Regions from separate parts of the Homo sapiens genome. Here region 2 is linked to region 1. Evidence: read pairs that join two places in POLR2A ChIA-PET (ENCODE). Cell type or tissue: Panc1. All regions are shown on one strand.

Region 1 (8,000 bases):
ACAAGTAAGATGGAGAAGGATTTGAACCAACACAGCTGAACCCCAGAGTTCCCTCTCAACTACACTATAGTGTCTTTTGATTACCTCCGACACAGAACTTAAACAAAAGAAAATAACAGAAAGAAAGAATCAGGCTTGAGAAAGACACAGTGAGTTATAGCATAGCCCAATGAGTTATAGCACCTCACAAGCAGTAAAGCAAACAGTTAAATTTAACTGCTTCAAATTTGAGCATCTGTATCAGTAAAGTCTCATCTAAGAACTTTCTGTGATTAGTAATAATGCTCCTTAAACAAGAAGCAGACAGCATGCAAAAGAGGATTCCAGAACTCGAAAGGATATAATGTTTGGATGTTTAGTCACACTCAACATTGCTAAGAGTTATCACCAGTTTCTTAGTGAAGAACTGAAGATTAGTATAAGAATCCATTTCTAGGGTTTATATGGAAATACAAAGGCATATAATCATATAGCCTACATAATATAATCTCATTTGAGAAGCTGAAAGACATATATACACATATACACATACACATACACACACACAAATGTGTGGAAGGAGAGAGGAAAGAAGTGAAGGCAGGAGGAAAGAAAGGGGCAAAGGAGGGAGGAAAAGAGGAAGAGTGAGGGCAAGCAGGACCAACAGACAGATAGAGGCATAGCCAACAGACTAAAAGTATACAAACAAAGCTGGTAGTTACTTGTCTTTGAAAGAAGAGATTATGGGTGATAATTATTATTATTTTGTTCAATCATATTTGCTCATTTTTCCACAATGAGCAAAAGACATGTTTTTGCCCCCAAAAAATCACTTTAATATAATCTTAATTTGAGGCCATTGTCCTCTAAAATACTCTACAGAACTCCAGTTATTGACTTTAATTCACAGGGCATCATGTCTCTATATGAAGCTTCCTCATTCTCAATGAATCTTTTTATATTCATCATAAATTCCCAAATTAAAAAATATTTTGAGGAATCATACTACATATTACAACATAATTTAAGTAAACAAACCCAAAAGTTAATTCTTTAAGGTATCTGCATTTTTTCATCTTTTCATAGCGAACCGCTTCCAACTTCTGAATTTATAATTTGCAAATTATATCTTATTCCAAATAACTTTAATCTCATATTTTCAAAATCAGATTATATTTATATCTCAAGCCTAAATGAGGTGGAATTAGTTGTAATTAAAACTGAGGTATAAAGGTATGTAAGTTTATATAGTTGGAATCACTTATTTTGGCTAATATAATGGATCCTCTAATAATATTTAAACATAAAGCGACATTTAGTTTAAAAGTAAATTCAAATAAGTTTATAACTTCAAAACCTCATTTTAAAAGACATCCATTAAAAGGTTGTCCTAACATGGAGACAGGGAGTAATCTACCCCTTAGGGTAATAGGCAGGTCTTGAGGTCAATGTTTTTAATAGATCCCTGAAACATCAATGTATTTCATTATAAAGTTAAAAAGTTATTCCCAGTTTTGTAACTTACCAACCAGATGATATACTAGCAAATTCTGGGAAAATAATGTCTTATAGCTACATTGAAGATACACACAAAATGAATATATATCCTTTAAATATAAAAGGCTACTCTAGATAAATACTGAAGACCTCCTCTTACCTCACTGCTTCTAGCAACCATTTCCTCTTAACCCTCCCTTCTCTTCACCTTCACTTCCTCTCTTACAGGCAGGGAGAGAAACAGTCAACTATAAAGAAAGAAGGCCAACTGCATGGCAGCTCTTTGGCTATGATAATTTTTTAAATTGCTTGTAGATACTTTTTTTTTTTTCTTTCAAGAGACAAGATTCTCCTTATGTTGCCCAGGCTGGAGTACAGTGTCTACTCACAGGCACAATCGTAGCGCACTACAGCCCTGAATTCCTGGGCTCAAGCAATCTTCCTTTCTCAGCCTCCTGTGTAACTGGGACTGTAGGCATGTGCCACCATGCCCAGCTCTTGCAGATACTTTAAGAGTCACCTGTGGCTTTATTTAGTTATGATAAAACATGTCCAGAAAGATATAAATAATGAAGAAAAATTGGATACCTTGTTTGGCTTCATTCATCACTCATTTTAATCTTTCTAGCTTTTTAAATCCAGTTTTCAATGGATACACTAACAACTAGTTCAGAGTAAGGCTGGCAATAGAGAGAAGGATGGCAGAATTTTGCTCCTCTGCAAATTCAGGGCCAACACATTTGTTTCTTTGCCCTGCCCTCTTCTTCCGACCCCTACCTGCTCTGAAGTGCCAATCTCCACTCTATACTCCAAGATCCCTTTTTGTCCAGTCCCATTTACTGTGCTGTCCCAAATTCCTCTAGTCAGAATGGTGTCAGAGTGGGGGAGAAATGGAGAAGAAAGGGAAAAAAAGAGGAAGGAAAGGAAAAGCCCCACTTTAAATCATTATCCCAATCCTTTGGCTCCTCAATTTGTAGTATTAACCTATTTAGTTTTGTTATTTTATATTTTGTAGGGATGGGGTCTCCCTATGTTGTCCAAGCTGGTATCGAACCCCTGGGCTCAAACAATCCTCCTGCCTTGGCTCTTAAAATGCTGGAATTACAGGAATGAGCTGCCACACCAGGCCCTTATTTTGTTTTTAACCATTCTCTCCCTAAGATCTCCAGTTCTGTCCTTCTGTCCCATCACTCGCCATCCACCCACACACTGAACTCTAGCTCCAAATATGGGATTGTGGAGTAGCTCACATCTGGATAATTCCCAGTCCTTTTGCTTTAGTGCTAACATGCTGGACATCAATGTATTTTCCCAAAGAAATATTATCATAAATATTATTTGTTTCTATAGTAGCATTGGCACTGCACTTCAACTATATTTTATAGATTCATTTATAGGTTGAATAACTTTTAAAGATGGGCTTGGAAACATAAATAATGTTTAAAAATATTATGTTCTTGTAGGATTATGTGTTCTAACTTTTCATAGCCACAGAGATCATTTTATCCATGACAAATTTAAAATGAAAGAAGCCAAGTATCTTATTGAAGGCCACAGAGTTTGTAAGTGGTAGAGCCAAAACCTAAAGAGGGGTCTGTTATATATGGCATTGAAGACTGTACAATTTCTATTCTACCATGGAATCTCCTAAAACACATGTATGTTTTTTAATTAAGTCAATGAAAACTCTGAAAGGCTAAAAATTTTACTTCTAATCCTTAAATTTTTTTAACTGAGTATCATTCATTCAAACATTTACTGGGTACTGTTTTACCTAAAACTCCCTCTAGTAATCACCAATACTAATAAACTATTACTGACATTGTCAATGAAAAAAATACTCAAATTATTTTAAAAACTCACCACTGATATTAGAAATTTATCATAATTATTTCTTTTACCTATGAATGTTTGATGTGCTGAGACTTCTGCAAAGGTAACAGATTGTTATATATAAGACACCCTTCTTGCTCAAAACAGAAATGCTTTATTGAAAAAATGTTTTTTTAAAATCTGTGGACTGTCATTTTCAAAACAAGAATAATTTATTTTCATTTCTCATAACTTCTAAAGAGTAAACTGAATTTATAAGAATTATCAATTTTTTGTCAATAATATAAAAAGAATTTGTAAAACATGAAACAAATTTACTTTTTCATGAGACAACGATTGTTACTATTAAATTCTAGGTAAATTGTAACTTAGAAATAAGATTACACAGTGCCAATTTGATGTACCTTAACAATGCTAACAGGTTAAAATTCCATCAGGTTAGAAGTGTACACCAGGATATATATATATATATATATATATATATATATATATATATATATATATATATATATATATATATATGGCTCATCCTTTAAGTTCAAACAACAATCTTGATTGACAAAGAGGCTACTGTATCCAGTGGAACCTCTGGGAACTACTGTAGAACTAGAATAAGACCATCAGCAATGAATAACATATTAGTGGTGTGAGTTTTCCACTGATTTAAAAACATGTGAATGTCATCCACTTTTGAACTTTGACATCAGTGAAAAATCACAAACAAAATATTCACATTTTTAAAACCACCTAAGAATGTCATTTTTATTGCAAGTGTCTGAAAGGCAACTGGCCATTTTTGACATGATTGTGTCCCATTAAGTCCTTACCTTAGGGGTCGCATTTTAGGTTCATGCTGTTTCTCCATACAATATTTCTCTTTGCCTTCTACTAAAACAATTTATATTCATTATAAAATGTTAGAGTAACTATCTGGGCACAACTACCTCAAAGACTGACAGGTAAAAAAATGACAACAGATTTGCCACAAGTTTCTCATTCTTAGAGTACACTCAACAAATGAGCAGGCTAATTTTTTTCTACCAATAAAGAAAGTCAGATCACAGTCATGTGACTTGGTGTAATAAGCTTTGTATTCTCACAGGAAATGATTCACAGCATTTATGAACCTATGTTTTCTCATGTTTTCCATTTGTTTTGAGGAAAGTAACACTCCTAACAATCTCAATACTTCTTCTCATTGAACAAATTTTGCATTTTTGGTAAACTCACAGGTTTGGCTGCCAATAATAGAAGTGCCTCATTTCATCTGTATATATCTTCTGAGGAATAATGGCTTCATGTTTGTCCTTGTCTATATATAATACACACACACACACACACACACACACACACACATATATATTTTAATTTTTTTTTTTTTTTGAGATTTAGTTCTGCTCTTGTTGCCCAGGCTGGAGTGCAATGGTGTGATCTTGGCTCACCACAGCCTCCACCTCCCAGGTCCAGGCGATTCTCCTGCCTCAGCCACCCAAGTAGCTGGGATTACAGGCATGTGCCCCATGCCTGGCTAATTTTGTATTTTTAGTAGTGACGGGGTTTCTCCATGTTGGTCAGGCTGGTCTCAAACTCCTGACCTCAGGTGATCTACCTGCCTCAGCCTCCCAAAGTGCTGGGATTACAGGCATGAGCCACTGTGCCCGGCTCCATGTCTATTTTTATAAGAAATTAAATTATCTTTTAAGAAAGACCATGTATTTAGAAAGCCACGAGCATTAGATTTTTCTATTTTCTACTTTTTTTCAGTCCTCTTTCACTTAAAACACATGTGCAAGGCTTCCAAACCATTTTATTTCTTCCTAATCATTTATAATAATTTTTCCCAGACAATTTTAATAATCTACCCCTAAATGTTGACATTATGGACCAGAGTTTAGACTCTATTCTCTTTCCCATTCCCCAATTTATCAATCTCGTCTGCTTCTTCAATCTTCTCTTATTCACTTAAACTTTCCCAGAGTCTAGTCTCTCCAGTCTAAGAAAGAGAGAGAAGGAGGGTAGGAAGGGGACAAGAAAGAAAAGAAAAACCCTTAATCCTCTAGCAAATGGCCCTATCTTTTTCTCTCAAGCTTCTTGAGTTTACTAAACTCACTCTTACTTCCTTATTTCACATTTATTTCTTAATCCACTACCCCAACCCACCTACAGAAATTTCTCTAGCAGCTTACCACTGACCATCAGATTGCAGATGAAGACTTTTTACCTCTCACTTACTGGATACATCTAGAGCAATAACAATAAAGATAATGCTGTCCTTACTGAAATTGTGTATTTAGTCAACTTTCTCTCTTGGTTTAAAAACAATCACTACTCTTAACTCTGCGTTTGCTAAGTGATCAGTCACTGTTCTAGGTGCTCACGCGTTTTAGTTCAGTGTTTTTTCTCACTACTGGCTGTTAGCCATCAGTGAGTCACAGCAGCTTTTTAATTACATAAATTAGAATAGGAAATATCCAAATATATCACATGTAGGAAGGTTCAGTATTTTTCTGGGAAATTTATATACATATATATACATGTATATATGGTAACATAATCATAATATATAAAATATCGTTCTTATTTTGGGTTGTCACATCAAAAACATTTGAAAGACAATGTGTCGTATTCAATCCTCAAAGCCCTACCTATGAGGCCCACATGTTAATTTACACTTTTCATAATGAAGAAAATGAGGTGTAGCAAAGTTATGTAATTCGTCTAAAGTCAGACAGCTAGTGTGACAGCTAACAGTAGCACCTAAATTTAACAAGGTATTTATAATGCCTCTTGCCACTACTCTGGCCTCTGCTTTACTGACTCCTTTCCTACTGCCTATGCTTCAAACATCAAGATTCTCCAGTCCATACTTGGAACACTTTTTCTTACTCTCCATATTCTCACTACAGAACACTATCAACCTGCATGGTTTAAACTAATATCTACATGCTGATAACTCCTAAATTTCTATCCCTGACCCAGATTTATCACCTGAGCTCTGAATACCCAACTGTTACCCATTATTTCTCTAGCTGAATGTCATAAAAGAACCTCAGCCTCAGTATTTGCAAAGCTTGTATTCAATTTTCACACATTTTTCCTATTTTATAATTTGCTTACCTTCCAGCGTTTTTCATCTTCCTCATCCAAGCAGCAATCCTCATATCTCAGATAAACCTACTCTCCACCGTATCATTGCCATAAGTTTTGGTCAAGTCCTCACCATTTCTCTGCTGGATAACTGCAAGAGCATCCCCTATTACCTGTGATATACTCCCTCCAAATCCCAAATTCACTCTCTGCATTGCTGCAAGTAATCCCTTTACAATAAAATCTAATTATTTAAGGCACATCTCCTAACTCTGAAATACAACTTTTAACCTCTAAATTCTGTATATAATTTGATTTATTTAGGCTAGGTTCTTATGTATTTTTAAGCAATATTTTTTTAAAAAGAACCTAAGACCATATATTTGGCCACAAAACAAGTCTTAAAAAATTCAAAAACTTGAAATCATATCAAGTCTCTTCTCTGACCAGAACGGAAAAAAATTAGAAGTCAATAACAAAGGAAACTTTGGAAACTACACATAGACATTAAACAATACACTCCTGAGTGACCAATGAAAAAATTAAGAAGAAAATTTAAAAATTTCTTGAAACAAATGAAAATGGAAACACAACAAACCAAAATCTATGAAATACAGTGAAAGCAATACTAAGAGAAAAGTTTATAATAAGCACCTACATCAAAAAGCAGAAAAACTTTAAGCAAACAACATAACAATGCATCTTAAAGAACTAGAAAAGCAAGAGCAAACCAAGCCCAAAATTAGCAGAAGAAAATAATATCAAAATAGAATAAAATACATACAAAAATACAAAAGATCAAAAAAATGAAAAGTTGGTTTTTTGAAAAGATAAATAGATCGACAAAACTTTAGCCAGAATAACTAAACAAAATGCACAAATACATCAGAGATGAAAAAGGAGACAGTGCGATTCATGTAATTCAACTGAATTACAGCAGAAATGCAAATGCTCCTAAGAGACTATAATGATCAACTATATGCCAATAAATTGGAATACCTTCAAGAAATGAATACATTCCTAGACACATACAATCTACCAAAATTGAACCATGAAGAATTCCAAAACCTGAATAGATCAAAGACAAAGGATGAGATTGAAGCTGTAATAAAAAGCCTCCCAGCAAAGAAAAGTCCAGAACCTGATAGTTTCACTGCAGAATTTTACTATAAGAACTAATACCAATCCTACTCAAACTATTCTAAAAATAAAGGAGAAAAGAATACTTCCAAACTCATTCTATGAGGACAATAGTACCCTGATATCAAAACCAAACACATAGCAATAAAAGAAAACTACAGGTCAATATATCTGATGAACACTGATACAAAAATCCTCAACAAAATACTAGCAAACCAAATTCCACAGCACAGTAAAAAGATAATTCATCATGAAAAACTGGGATTTATCCCAGGGATACAAGGATGTTTCAACATAAGCAAATCAGTACTAAGTGAAAGCAGTACTAAGAGAAAAGTTATAACAATAAGCACATCAAAAAAACAGAAAACCTTTAAACAACCTAACAATGCATCTTAGAGAACTAGAAAAGAGCAAAGCAAGCCCAAAATTAGCAGAAGAAAATAACATCAATGTAGAAATAA
Region 2 (8,000 bases), 240 kb after region 1:
CACAGTGAGTGACACTATTCTAGCTGCTGTGGGTAGAGCAAGAAGCAAGGCAAACAACTCTCCTCCTCTCTTGGAGGTGGAAGGCAAAGAGCTATGCAGGCAGCTTGTTGTCTGTGTCCTCCATGTGGCTGAGTCACACAGGTTCTCCTAGAGGGCTGTCTTACCTGGCTAACTATGCCCAAAACAATGAGCATCACCCTAGACATCTTCCACTAACATAAAGCGGGTCAATATTTGTTAAGCATTTACTGTATCCCAGGCTCTGTCTGTTCTATATCTATTATCTCATTTAATTCTCACAACAACCCTATGAAGATAGTAATTTATGACCCCCGTTTTACAGATAAGGAAAACAGAGATACTCATGATCAAGAGGATTGTCTAGGGTCAAAGACTTCATAGGTAAAGGAGCTGGATATGAACCCAAGCATTTTGATTCCAGAGCCTGGACCCTCAGTCATTTTGCTTAGTCCCGCCAACATCCCTCTACTGCCTCTTTTAATTACACTGCTTCCTCTTCTTCACTCCCTGGCATCCTCTGCTCCTAATTCCTCATGCTTATCTTTAGTTACTTGTCTCCTTTCCCTGTCCTGTACCCACTCACTATCTTAATGGAAGGCAATTAGCTGGGAAGGCAGGCAGGAGCTACCCTCTGACTGCTCTCAGAAATCAGGGGGTTTTACTTCCAATTGAAGTTTCCTGCCTAAATGCCATACCTAATAAGGGAGTATGACAGTCTCCCACACAGCAATGAGAAAGAAAGGCAGTTTCAGACATCTCTGAACAAGTACTTAGCAATATCTGCTATCTATCATTTCCACTGGACTAGGAGCTCCTTGGAGCCTGCATTTCAATAATCATCTTTGTATTCCAGGTAAAGACAAAATCCGGGTTCTATCCCAGTACAAATCACAGAAGGCACACATGCTGTGTAACACTTTTTTTTTTGTAAAATGGGAAAGTACAATTGAATTTAAAAATTATTTTTATTTAGATGTTTTGTATCTTTACCATAAAGTGATTGATGATTAGAAGCTGAGGAGAATTGATAACACAAGAAGATAATGCATTTCGAAGAGGTTTTGGAAACAAACAGCAACAGAAAAAGGTAAGAAGAGGCCAGCTGCCGTGGCTCACACCTGAAATCCTGAAATCCTAGCACTTTGAGAGGCCGAGGCAGGTGAATCATCCGAGGTCAGGAATTCGAGATCAGCCCGGCTAGTACGGTGAAACTCCGTCTCTGCTAAAACTACAAAAAAATTAGCCGGACATAGTGCTGCATGCCTGTAGTCCCACCTACTCGGGAGGCTGAGGCAAGAGAATCACTTGAACCTGGGAGGCAGAGGTTGCAGTGAGCTAAGATTGCTCCACTGCACTCCAGCCTGGGCGACAGAGTGAGACTCCATCTCAAAAAAAAAGTAAGAAGAATTATCAATTATAGAAAGAACCAATAATGATGATAAAAGTACCAATAATAATTACCATTGTATTGCATTAAACACTGTTTTAGGTGTTTGCCTATGTTATTAGCATTTACCCCTCATTCTTATAACAAATCATTTTATGGATGAGAAAATTGAGACTTGGAGGGTTTAAGAAACTTAACCTCCAGGTGTGGTGGCTCACACCTGTAATCCCAGCACTTTGGGAGGCTGAGGCGGGCAGATCATCTGAGGTCAGGAGTTTGAGACCAGCCTGACCAACATGGTGAAATGCAATCTCTACTAAAAATACAAAATTAGCTGGGTGTGGTGGTGCACGCCTGTAATCCCAGCTACTCAGGAGGCTGAGGCAGGAGTATCACTTGAACCAGGGAGTCAGAGGTTGCAGTGAGCCGTGATTGCACCATTGTACTCTAGCCTGGTGACAGAGCAAGACTCTGTCTCAAAAAAAAAAAAAAGTGTGTGTTTATCTATCTCTCTATATATACACTTAAGAGTCTGCCTTTACTCTTGTCTAATTACCCTTTCTTTCCCAAAAGGTAACCATTTTCTTTATGCATTTACACACACACACACACACACACACACACACACATACACACACACACACGCATTGGGTTTTCTTTTTCATAAATGATATAATGGACAATATTGAGTTTCAGGCCTTTTCATATTTCAAAGCCAGAATAAATATACAAGGACTATAACCTGTTTATCATTCTAGGCCTCTTTTCTCAAGGCCCTCCAATCTCATTTGTACTGTAGCCACTGCAAATACATCACAGGCACTGGGAATTGGGCTGCATTAGAGAAAGAGGTGCATCAATAAGATCTCCCTGTGACATCTGACCTTGTAGAACCTCTCCTCTTGTGGCTTTAGCACTCCAAAACCAAGCTGAGAAGAAAAGGATGGAAGAGGAGAGTAGGGGAGAAACGTATAGGCCCCTTGGGCCCTTGGATGCCTGGGCTGTTAGGGTTTGGATACAGTTCTCGCTAGGACTCTAAACTCTTTTGCCTCTTATAGCCAGAGGCATAGAGTTTGAAGCATGTAAGATTTTGGGAAACATGCAACTGACCAAGGTCTAATCATCAATGATTGGAAGTGAAATGTGCAATAAAAGCCAACTGGGAGTTAACTCAAAGGCATTATGAAAGTTTGCTTCACTGAGTTAAAATTATAGCCTTTTGTCCCAAATTTCTCAACAAATACTCTATAGAAATTTTTAAGCCCCAGAGTCCTTAACTAATGTTATTTAAGGCAATTTTATGTGTCTAATTGTACAGATTCTTCGCTAACTTTTGAGAAAGAAATGATCTCAAAATACCCTTGTGTCTACTGATATTTCAAGGTAAGGGAATGCTCTGGAATGCTTCCCATTTTCCAAATGTAATATTTTCCAAAATAAACTTGGGAGTAACTGCATGGTTGATATCATGTGAACATTTTAATTCACACAATCATATTCTGGAGTTTATGGGAGCTTGGCTTTTTTCCAGGAGGTTTGGAAGTCCAAAAGCCGGCTGTTTCTTTTCTGTGGGATAAAGATGGAGCATGTGAATCAGAACTGGTAAATTGGAGAGGAGGTCACAAACCGAATGGAGTTAAGCAAAGTGCAGTGCAATCTGCAGTGGGAGAAAAGCCAGTTGTACAGAGGGGAAGGACTGGTTACCATTAAAGTCTTCAAAATTGGGACCTCAGAGGAGAAATGAGTGGAGAAATGAATGGAGAACAACTCCTTGTTTCTCTCCCTCTCTTCTAGAGGATGGGGCTAGTGTAATGAGATCCAGGTACAATCCTTGAGATATCAGGGATCCCCATCCTGGTCTATTCAGAAGTCCCCCAAACCTTCAGTGCCTATAGTTCATGTACTGCCTCTTCCAAAGAGCCTGCCTCGATGGCTTGATTGCAGTCATCAAATGACATCTCACTATTGAGATGATGTGTTTCCTTGTCCTTTTCTCAATGGAATGTGAGATTCTTGAGACAAAGATGTAACAGGCACACAATAATTATTTGTTGAATGTTGGCTGTATCAGCTTCTCTGGTTGGAAATAATCCCCCCTCCTCTGAGTTCCCCTGGTGCTTTGCACTTACCTCACTCATGTGATCTTTTTCACATTCCACTTTATACTATAATTTCTGTATTTTTTTAGCTCCACTATTATACTCAAATTCTTCTGCAACAGAGATGAGATAATGCATGTAAAGCATTAGTACCATGTCTGCTGAATAAATGATAGCTATTATTATTTGTGTAATGAGGCACTTGGAGGAGCAGAAAATGAATTTTATTTAAAAAAACAGCTTTGGAAAATCACATTTGAATAGATCTTTATTTTGCAAGAGTCACTTGAGTGAATTACAATACTACAAGAGACCTACTGCCTTGGAAGAAGGGAATAATACGATGACTTGGTCTTGAAATATCTGTTCAGTGCTAAGCTGCACAACTTCAGGGGACATCATCCATATTGTAATAGATTGTGATGGACATATTCTGAGAGGCACAATGTGGATGGTACCCCTGGAGTTCTGCAAGGAAGCTGCCCTGAAAAAAGAAAAGGAAAAGAGGCTTTGACCCTTTATCTTTGAGGTCCTAGGTTACTGGTCCTCAAATGGATTGATATGGTACTCACTGAGAATTATCAGCAGGAAAGAAGAACAAGGGCCCCAGAGAGGCACTTGCCATAAGGGAAGGGCTGTCTGCAGAGCACTGGGCTCAGCAAAGCTTTCTGACTGAGGCTAGATGCCATTGGGAAACAAGGATGGACCTGAATCACTGAAGGGCCACTGTAACCTTAAAATCTTTCTGGGCTCTCCCCAGCACCAGTCAGAAACACCAAGGTAGATCTAGAAGTCTCTTTTCCTCTCTATTTCACCAGCTGCTTTTCCTCGAGGGTCCAGGAAGTTGAGACTGATGTTTTAATTTCACTTCAAATATACCATCCTGTACTGTGTATGCTCAGCAAGTGTTAATGACTGACCGGCTAGCTGGTTGAGTGAAAAGTTTTAATATTGAAAGAATTGGAGTCATTCATTATTATTTGATTCCAGACATGAGACAGAGTGGCAATTTGAGGAAAATAGTCCCATGTGATTTTGTGTGTGTGATTTTTATTATTAAAAAACTAAATCTATCATTACATTAAGAAGCTTTCCTTTTATAATCTTTTAACCATATAAACAAGAATATTCTCAGCCCTACCTTCTCTGGCCTCAATGTGGCTGTGAAGATCTTGGGCCTGGGTCAGTCAACACTAGGTCTGAGTCATGTTTTGCAACCTATTTGTTCTGTGATCTTTAGCAACTCACTTAAGTTCCAAGCGTGTTTCTGGTGTATAAAAGGGGACAACAATTGTACATGGTTCATAAAATTAGATGTTATGTGTCAGACACTAAACCTGACACAAAGTAAGCACTTAACAAATGTTAGCTGTCACTATTATTTCCTTCATCACCAAACTCCACTCTGCATCCTTTTATTATTATTATTTTTTTTTTTGAGACGGAGCCTCACTCTGTTACCCAGGCTGGAGTGCAGTGACATGATCTCGGTTCTGCCTCCCAGGTTCAAGCAATTCTCCTGCCTCAGACTCCTGAGTAACTGGGACTATAGGTGTGCGCCACCATGCTCAGCTAATTTGTGTAATTTTTAGTAGAGACGGGAGTTCACCATGTTGGCCGGGTGGTCTCGAACTCCTGACCTCAAGTGATCCACCTGCTTCAACCTCTCAGAATGCTGGGATTACAAGTGTGAGCCACCATGCCCCACCTCACTCTGCATCCTTTTGCAGCTTCCCTGTGTTCATACTTAAATATACTACAATCCAGTACCAATGACCCTCACACTTTGATGGGGTTTTTTTCATGGTTTTTTTTTTTTTTTTTTTTTTTTTTTTGAGATAGAGTCTCACTCTGTCCCCCAGGCTGGAATGCAGTGGCGCGATCTCGGCTCACTGCAAGCTCCACCTCCCAGGTTCACGCCATTCTCCTGCCTCAGCCTCCCGAGTAGCTGGGACTACAGGCGCCCACCACCATGCCTAGCTAATTTTTTTGTATTTTTAGTAGAGACGGGGTTTCACCATGTTAGCCAGGATGGTCTCGATCTCCTGACCTTGTGATCCACCCGCCTTGGCTTCCCAAAGTGCTGGGATTACAGGCATGAGCCACCGCACCCGGTCTTTTTCATGTTAAATAGTTCTTTTTTTTTTTTGTATATACTTAAGGGATATAATATACTTTGATATACATATGCATAGTGAAATGATTACTACAGTCAAGCAAATTAATATATCCATCTCCTCACAGTTCCTTTTTTAAAAAAAAAGTTTTCTAGCTTTGAGATATAATTGACAAAATTTTATAAATTTAAAGTATAAATGTGATAATTTGATATATGTATATTGTGAAATGATTACCACAATCAAGTTAGTTAACACACCTATCACTTCACTAGTGAACTTACATGTATGTATGTGTTCATGGGGGTGGGTGGGTAAGAATATTTAAGATCTCTCAACAATTTCAAGTGTATAGTATTGCATGGTAACTACAGTCACCAAGCTATACGTTAGGTCCCCAGAACTTATTCATCTTATAACTGAAACTTTGTTCCCTTTGACCAACATTTCCCCATTTCCCCTGCCCCCAGCCCCTGGCGACCACCATTCTACTCTTTGTTTCTATGGGTTTAACTTTTTTAGATTCTATACATAAGTAAGATAATACAGTATTTGGCTTTGTCTGTCTGGTTTGTTTCGCTTAGCATAATGCCTTCAAGGTTCATCTATGTTGCAAATTATGGTATTTCTTTCTTTTTAAGGCTGAATAATATTCCGTTTGTCTATACATAACACAATTTCTTTACCCATTCATCTATCAATAGACACTTAGGTTGTTTTAGTGTTGTGGCTACTATAAATAATGCTAGAGTGAAGATGGGCGTGCAGATTCTCTTCGAGATATTGATTTCATTTCCTTTGAATATATACCCAGGAGTGAGATTGTTGGGTCATATGGTAGTTTCATTTTTAATTTTCTGAGAAACCTCCATACTGTTTTCCATAATGGCTGTACCAATTTACATTCCCATCAAGAGTGGAGAAGGATTCCCTTTTCTCCACATCCTTACCAACATTCGATATATTTTATCTTTTTGATGATAGCCATTCTAACTGGTGTGAGATTATATCTCATTGTGGTTTTGATTTGCAATTCCCTGATGGTTAGTGATGTTGAGCACCTTTTCATGTACCTGTGGGTCATTTGTATGTCTGCTTTGGGCAAGTGCCTACTGAGGCCCTTTGTCCATTTTTTAATTGGATCATTGGTTTTTGCTACTGAGTTTTATGAATTCTTTATATATTTTGTGTATTAACCCCTTATCAGATATATGGTTTACAAATGTTTTCTCCCATTCCATAGGTTGCCTTTTCATTCTGCTGATTGTTTCCTTTGCTTGTGCAGATTTTTAGTTTGATATAGTCCCACTTATTTATTTTTGCTTTTGTTGCTTGTGTACTCTGATGTTCTTTTAAAGGTCTTCAATGACTTTCTTATTGCCAAGGCCAATGAATACTTTTGTTTCCACTGCTTTCTTTCGGGTATCTGATATCCCCAAACACTCTCTTCTTTTTGGAATTCTCTGTTTCCATGACAATCCATTCTCCTGATTTTCCCAATGAATCACAATGTCTCTTCTCAATTTTCTTACTTGGCTTCTTCTTCTGTTAGCCAGACCTTACGTATTATTACTCCAAGATTTAATTATTCACCTGTCTTTCCTTTTCACCTGGCACACTGCTACCTTGACTTCAGTTATTATTCATACTCCAACTACTTTTAAATATATATTTGTACTTCTATGTTAATCTTCAGACCTGTATTTTTGACATCTTACTTGACATCTCCACCTGGATTTCTCTCGGGAACCTCAAAACTGGGGTATATAAAGTAAAATGTATCCTCTCTTACTCCAAACCAGCTCCTTATTCTGTAGTCATTTTTCTGTTAGTGGCATTAATACTTCCACATTCATTCAAGTAAACTGATGTTATCTATAACTTCTCCCTCTCTCTCACCACACCCCTCCGCACCCCTCTCCCATCAATAGGCACTCATTCTATTTATTCTGCTCCTAAACACCTCTCAAATCTATCTTTTCTTCTACATCCTCACTGCCAGAACCTTGATTTAGGCCATCATTTTCTCTTGCCCAAATACTGCAGTAGCATTCTACATAACTGTCATTTTCTATTTATAAAATACAATATCACTCATCGGCTAAAATCCTTTACAGACCTCACCCTCAAAACTGGACAGAACCAGAGTGGGGCTGCTAGAAAAAAAAAATAATAAGAATAATTTACTTTTAAATTTTCAAAAAAAATTTTTTTTTTTGAGATGGAGTTTTGCTCTGTTGCCCAAGCTGAAGTGCAGTGGCGCAATCTCAGCTCACTGCAACCTCCGCCTCCAAGGTTCAAGCGATTATCCTGCCTCAGCCTCCCAAGTAGCTGGGACTATAGGTGCCCAACACCACGCCTGGCTAATTTTTTGTA

Evidence for each region. ChIA-PET counts read pairs that join two places held together with the same protein. Peaks named below come from ENCODE experiments on the same cell type or tissue, not always from the same donor. Only the 100,000 strongest peaks of a DNase experiment are listed, where the experiment ranks them.
Region 2: POLR2A ChIA-PET joins it to region 1 with 6 read pairs; 2 of 35 experiments call an interaction of 5 or more read pairs at or near these places.

The regions. Positions count from the first base shown.
Region 1 is chr11:87,249,464-87,257,463 of GRCh38, reverse strand. All of the region lies in intron 6 of TMEM135 (transmembrane protein 135), which reads right to left. Among named protein-coding and RNA genes, the nearest start is that of TMEM135, 220 kb to the right of the region's middle. In Panc1, no CTCF peak of the experiment used is centred here; a DNase peak (open chromatin) is centred at 4,503.
Region 2 is chr11:87,009,030-87,017,029 of GRCh38, reverse strand. It overlaps LOC105369422 (a long non-coding RNA gene), which reads left to right. Exons shown (of 5, transcript XR_007062827.1): 3 at 1,019-1,108; 4 at 2,727-2,791; 5 at 2,940-4,589. Among named protein-coding and RNA genes, the nearest start is that of TMEM135, 25 kb to the left of the region's middle. In Panc1, no CTCF peak of the experiment used is centred here; no DNase peak of the experiment used is centred here.